Linked DNA regions of Mus musculus: region 2 is linked to region 1. Evidence: chromatin contacts called from ENCODE Hi-C or POLR2A ChIA-PET data. All regions are on one chromosome and are shown on one strand. Each heading gives the region's core, a stretch centred on a gene start or an enhancer-like site at or near the end of the contact. The rest is flanking DNA. Distances are from core to core; before and after follow the strand shown. Region 1 holds the start of Arid1b (AT rich interactive domain 1B (SWI-like)). Region 2 overlaps Gm41517 (a long non-coding RNA gene).

Region 1 (2,700 bases), core at 200-2,699:
GAAGCAGGCCCGGCCGGGCGCGGGGGTTACCTGGGATCTGCCCATGGTCGGTCCGGGGGTGCCGGGGCTCATCGCCGGGTGACTCCTTTGTTGCGCGGCCGCCCAGGCCGGGCTGGCAGCGGCGTACTGGGCGCCTAGGTCCTTGCCCAAGCCCATGCCCGCGGCCGCCTGCTGGCCACCCGCCGCCGCCCCCGCCGCCGCCTGGGACTGGGGCTGCGACGGCGGCGGCGGCGCGCTGGAGCTGCTGTAGTCGGGGTAGCTACCGCCGTAGCTCCTCATCATGGGGCTGGGTGAGGTGAGCAGCTGGTTGAGGGTCGGTGTAGCCCCCGACGGGTGCTGGTTCTGGCCGGCGAAGCGCTGGAAGCCCCCCGCCGCCGCCGCCGCGCCGGCGGCCGCCTTGCTGAGGCTCGCGGCCCCGCCGCCCCCGGGGCCCATCATCATGCCGCCGCCCTGCTGCCGCGGGGAGCTCAGCACCCCGTACCCCGAGGACGAGCTCCCATAGCCGCCGCCACCGCCTCCTCCTGCTGCTGCTGCTGCTGCCGCCGCCGCCGCGGCCGCCGCCGCCACAGCTCCGGCTCCTGCTGCCGCTGCCGCTGCTCCTCCTGCTCCTCCTGCTCCTCCTCCTCCTCCACCTCCTCCGCTGCCTCCTCCTCCTCCGCCGCCGCCGCCGCCGCCGCCCGCGCCGGGCCGGCTGTAGCCCGGATAATGGTTGTACTGGCTGTTGGGGTACCCTTCGTGGGAGTTCTGCAGGGGGTCCATGCTGCTGGGGGCCCCGGCGGCGGCAGAGGCGGAGTGCATCATCCCCATCCCGGGGCTTTGTTGTCCGCCATGTTGATCAAAGCAAGGCCCAGCGCGGCCGCCGGGGCCGCCGCTAGCAGGGGCAGCGCTGCCATAGTAATTATTAAACTCCGAGACGGCCGCTGGGCCGCCGCCGCCCCCGGGCACGGCGACCGGCGCGGGCTGCTGCTGCGCGCCCAGGCCCGGGTGCTCATAGCGGCTGCCCGCCGGCTCCCCCATCTTGGGCGGCGCGTCGTCCTCGTCGCCCGGTTTGCTCAGCAGAGGCTGGCCCTGCGGGTCAGCCTGATTGCCCGCGACACTGTCCTTGGCGCCTCCATGTTGCGGCTGCTCCATGTCCGGGCCGGGCTGAGGCGCGCCGCCGCCCGCACCGCCCAGGCTGTTGTTGGCAGTGGGATGCTGCTGCTGCGGCGGTGGCGGCGGCTGCTGCTGCTGTGGCTGCGGCGGCTGCGGCTGCTGGAACTGGTTTAGCTGCTGCTGTAGTGCGTGGTGGTGGTGGAGGTGGTGGAGGTGGTGGGCATGGTGGTGGTGGTGGTGGTGGGCATGGTGGTGGTGGTGCTGCTGATGGGGCGGTGCAGCGGGGGCCTCGCCAACGGCTTTCAGTTTGTGGTTGGGGAGCAGCCCGGTCTCCATGGTCGAGCCGGGGCCCGCCGAGGAGGAAGAGGCCGCGACGGCGGCGGAGGAGGACAGCGCGGCGGCGCTTCCACCCTCCTTGAGAGCCGCCTCGGAGCGGCCGCTCTGCGCGCTGTTGGAGCTGGCGGCCGCCGCGGCGCTCGCGCTATGGGCCATGTTCAGGTCGTGACGGGGGTGCAGGGGGTGGTGGTGCACATTATTCAGGCCGCCGTCGCCGCCCCCCAGGATGGGGCCCGGAGCCGCCACCGCGCCGCGCGCGCCCGTCTCCAGGTCCCGGGCCCCGGGCGCCGGCCGCGGCCCCGAGGGCGCCCGCCGCTCGCCGCTGCCCGCCCGCGCCCGCGCCGCCGCTGCTGCCCGCGCGGCCATGATCGCCGCGGCGTGGCGCGGCCGGGCGGGGTGGGGGGAGACAATGTCCCCACTCGCAGCCGGCCGCCCCTCCTGCGCGCATCCACGCGGCCCGCGGGGAAGCGCGGTGCCCTCCCCACCCCACCCCCCGCAGCCCCGGGCCGCCCGCCGGGGGCGCGCCTTTGCGCTCGGGGGCTCGCGCCCGCTACGGCCTGAACGGGCGGAAAGTTTTTTAGTTCCGCTTGCAATGAAACTTTTCTCTCTCCCTCCCTCACTCTCGCTCGCTCTCTCTCTCTCTCTTTTTCCCCCCTCTCTAACCCGGATATGGGGGGGGGGGGGAAATGCACGACTTGCCTGAGCCTAATCGGGCCCAGCGCGGCGTGAGGGAGCCGAGCGAGCCGGAGCAACTATTATCCGCTTCTCTCCGAGGGCTGCTGCGCACTCGCAAAACGCGGACTGGACTCGGCCCCGGGCGCCGCCGCTGAGCGCACGTTCGCCCGCCAGCTCGCCCCGCTCACCCGGCTGGTCTCGCCCGGCCTGGCGCGGAGGGCCCGGCCCGGGGGAGCGAGGGGAGGGGGGGGGGAACCGGCTGCCGGCGCTCGGGGCCCGAAGCTGCTCGGTCCCCTCGTGCCTCCGGTCTCCCTGCCAACCCGCGCGCGGCCCTGTGTTTGTTTTCACGTCTAAAGGGAGCGGTACGAAGGTGGAAAACGAGTCTGAAGAGCAGACAAAAGAGGGAGAAGGGGCTGGGAAGCAAAGTTGTCTGTTGGGCCTCAGAGGTGGCGAGGAGCCGGTGGAGAAGAGAAACACTCAGGCAGGCCGGGCAAAAGCACTCGGTCTCTCTCAGGAGTTATGTAATTTTTCACAACCTTGGCCTCTGCGCCTGAATTTCAGGCCATCGGCTTAATTCCCACAACTTCATCCAACTGA
Region 2 (2,700 bases), core at 91-2,590, 49 kb after region 1:
CTTGCCTTCAGGGGTATCAAAGATCTCTGGAATTAAAGTAATAAAAAAGAAAGAGAGAGAGAGAGAGAGAGAGAGAGAGAGAGAGAGAGAGAGAGAGAGAGAGAGAGAGAAGGAAGGAAAGGAAGAAGGAAGGAAGAAAGAAAGAAAGGAAGAAAGAAAGAGAGAAAGAAAGAAAGGAAGATAGGAAGAAAGGCTCTGTAGTTGCAGAACTAGAAAGCTGCCCAGACTGGAAGCAACTGGTTCTTGTAGCTTATTAACTTAGGTGGGGGCAGGCCAAGCACGGAAGTCCCCAGCTCTGCCCTTGTCTTTTTCTAATGGAGGATTCCCCCTGTTCCTGGGCCTTTAATCGGCCTTTGTTCCTTCGGAATCTAGAAACAAACCTTTTCCAGAAAGGCCAGGGAGAGGAAAGGGGAAGCTGGAAAATGGCTCTTGAGAACCAGTAGAAGAGAAAACAAGGGGTCAAGGGGACCTCAGCTATTACAGGTTCACTCTGGAATCTGGGGGTCTGAACAGCAAACCAGGCAACTTGTGTGGTGACCTGTGTGAGCGGAACATGGCCCTCACAAAGCCCTTTCTTTTCTCTCTTTAGAGAGATGGACTAGCACCCCCTTATTGGCTGTGAGCACGGAGGAGCTCCACGGGGGCGGAGTGCCTCCCTTGGCTTGTAGGTCTGGACCCGAGATTCCTGTGATAAACTGGAAAACAGTTCAGTGCGCTTCTCTGTTAGATGCTGCTCTTTCAAAGGCAGGGAAAAGCAGGCTCTCAGGAAGGAGCTGTCTGGTCCAGCCAGCTCAGGGATAGAGGCTTCCAGACGTTTCCAGGGGCCGAGCTGCTTTTCCTTCTCCAGAGTGATGGCCTGGCTTGTGCACTCATGCAAGACGCTGCTAGTAAGCACTTTTCATGGTGTGTGTGTGTGTATATGTGTGTGTGTGTGTGTGTGTGTGTGTGTGTATGCGTGTGTGTATGTGTGTGTGGCAGAGACAGAGAAGATAGAGACTGAGAGAGACAGAAACACGGGGCGGGGCATGGCAGGGAGAGGAGGGAGGGAGAGAGAGGAGGGAGGGAGGGAGGGAGGGAGGGAGAGAGAGAGAGGGAGAGAGAGAGAGAGAGAGAGAGAGAGAGAGAGAGAGAGAGAGAGAGAGAGAGAATATGAACCCCCTTTGCATGCAGACCCGCACAGTGACCATGTAAGGAGGAAGGAAGTGTGCTGCAGATGCTGTTTCTGTACCTGTGTGCTCAGCTAGGGCCCGGCCCTCTGCTGCCAAATCCCTGGGGGAGCTGACACATGAACCAGTTTCGCTTGTCCCCTGCACCTCCTCCAGCAGGAGCAGCAGGCTAGGCGGGGAGAGGTGACAAGCTGTAAGGCCTTTCCTGCCAGAGCCCGCCCCTCGCAGGCCTGGTGGTTTCTCTGCAAAGGAAACATTCAAAACTCCAGAACGTGGCATGGGTCTTCCCTAGCATGTGTGCCTGTCAACAAGTCACCAGTGTTGGAAGAGCTAAGGGGAATGTGTGAGTTGCAGGAAGCCCACGGAAGACTTTCCTGGAGAAGGCTGTTTACCAGGAGGCGCGTGCTTGCTTCCTGGTCCTAATTAATGTCAGTCTTGGTTACTGTGTTCGCCTTCTTGGCGATCTTCTTAGCTCCATATAATTCTGTGCTTCTACACACCGAAACCATTGCTAGCTGTGCTGAGGAGGTAAAAAGTCCCAGATTTTAAAGAGACAGCTTTTAACCAAAGGATTGTGGCAGGTAGGCGGCATGTTAACTATCCAGGCTTCCAGACAGAATGGAGACCTTGTAACACCTGCATGAGGTCCTGTCTGGGCAGGGATCCTCATTCTGGAGTGTTGCCCTTTGGGGACAGATGGCCTTTTTTTCTTTTTTTTTCTTTTGTCCAGGAAGAGAAAACCCTGTTACATAGAGGATAGAGTGATTTATGCAGACAGTTTAAAGGGTGTTTCACAGCTCTGTGGAATGCAAGAGGCAGCATGATTTGAAGGTACAGTATACTCAAGGGCCAGTGTGGAGTGCACCAATGTTTTCCTTTCCTACTTTGAAGCAAGTTTCAATCCATTTCACTGACGAAACCGGTTAACCATGTGCAAATGTGTAGCTGCCGGAGCCGATCAGCCTTCCCAAGGCTCCATGGAAGCGGTGACTTCTCTCAGCACTTGGGGTCTGGTGTCGGAATAAACTGGTCAATACTGCCTTCTACAGAGCAAATGTCTTCCTTTAGTTCTCACATTTAAAGATATTGTATTTTGGAGGGAGGGGAGACCATGCCTTAATTTTCCTTCAACTGGAAATGATCATAATAAAATATTTGCATTGGAAATCATTTCTATTTTATAGAAATTAAGTTTTCTCTTTTGGAAATCACGGGTTTGGGGCAAAGTAAAACTGCAATATATATACTTTAAGTATTTCAGGGACCAGAGGTTAGCGGTTAGGAGCATGCACTGCTTTTCCAGAGGACCAAGTTCAGCTCCCAGCATCCACTTGTTGGCTCACAACTACTTGTAACTCCAGCTTCTCGGGATTCAACACCCACAGGAGCCCACACAGCTCTGCACATGGCACATGTAAGTTTATGCAGGTTCATGAACACAAAAAACAAAAATAAATCTAAAAGTATCTCAAAAGTTCATGCTTCAGTGAATTGCATATCTAGCGGCAGTTGATTTAAAACTTTGATTTCATTA

The links. Hi-C counts contacts between places; a loop is a spot of excess contacts on that map. ChIA-PET counts read pairs that join two places held with the same protein, here RNA polymerase II (POLR2A).
Region 2: a loop to region 1 is called in a map of gastrocnemius, with 2.7 times the contacts of the local background. The contact joins the enhancer-like site here to the promoter of Arid1b in region 1. A Hi-C loop is called at or near these places in 2 of 37 maps with a recorded cell type or tissue (T-helper 17 cell and gastrocnemius). POLR2A ChIA-PET finds 5 or more read pairs at or near these places in 4 of 5 experiments (Patski and embryonic stem cell).

Annotation. Positions count from the first base shown.
Region 1 is chr17:4,993,823-4,996,522 of GRCm38, reverse strand. It overlaps Arid1b (AT rich interactive domain 1B (SWI-like)), which reads right to left and starts at 1,449. Exons shown (of 20, transcript NM_001085355.1): 1 at 31-1,449. The coding sequence starts at 1,428.
Region 2 is chr17:4,944,793-4,947,492 of GRCm38, reverse strand. Gm41517 (a long non-coding RNA gene) reads left to right here. Exons shown (of 4, transcript XR_876352.2): 4 at 1,897-2,700. Among named protein-coding and RNA genes, the nearest start is that of Gm34625, 8.1 kb to the left of the region's middle. Within about 2 kb of position 1,340, at least 2 of the 3 ENCODE cell types and tissues checked have a DNase peak (open chromatin) inside an H3K27ac peak, as active enhancers do; they include gastrocnemius, where a contact is called at or near this core.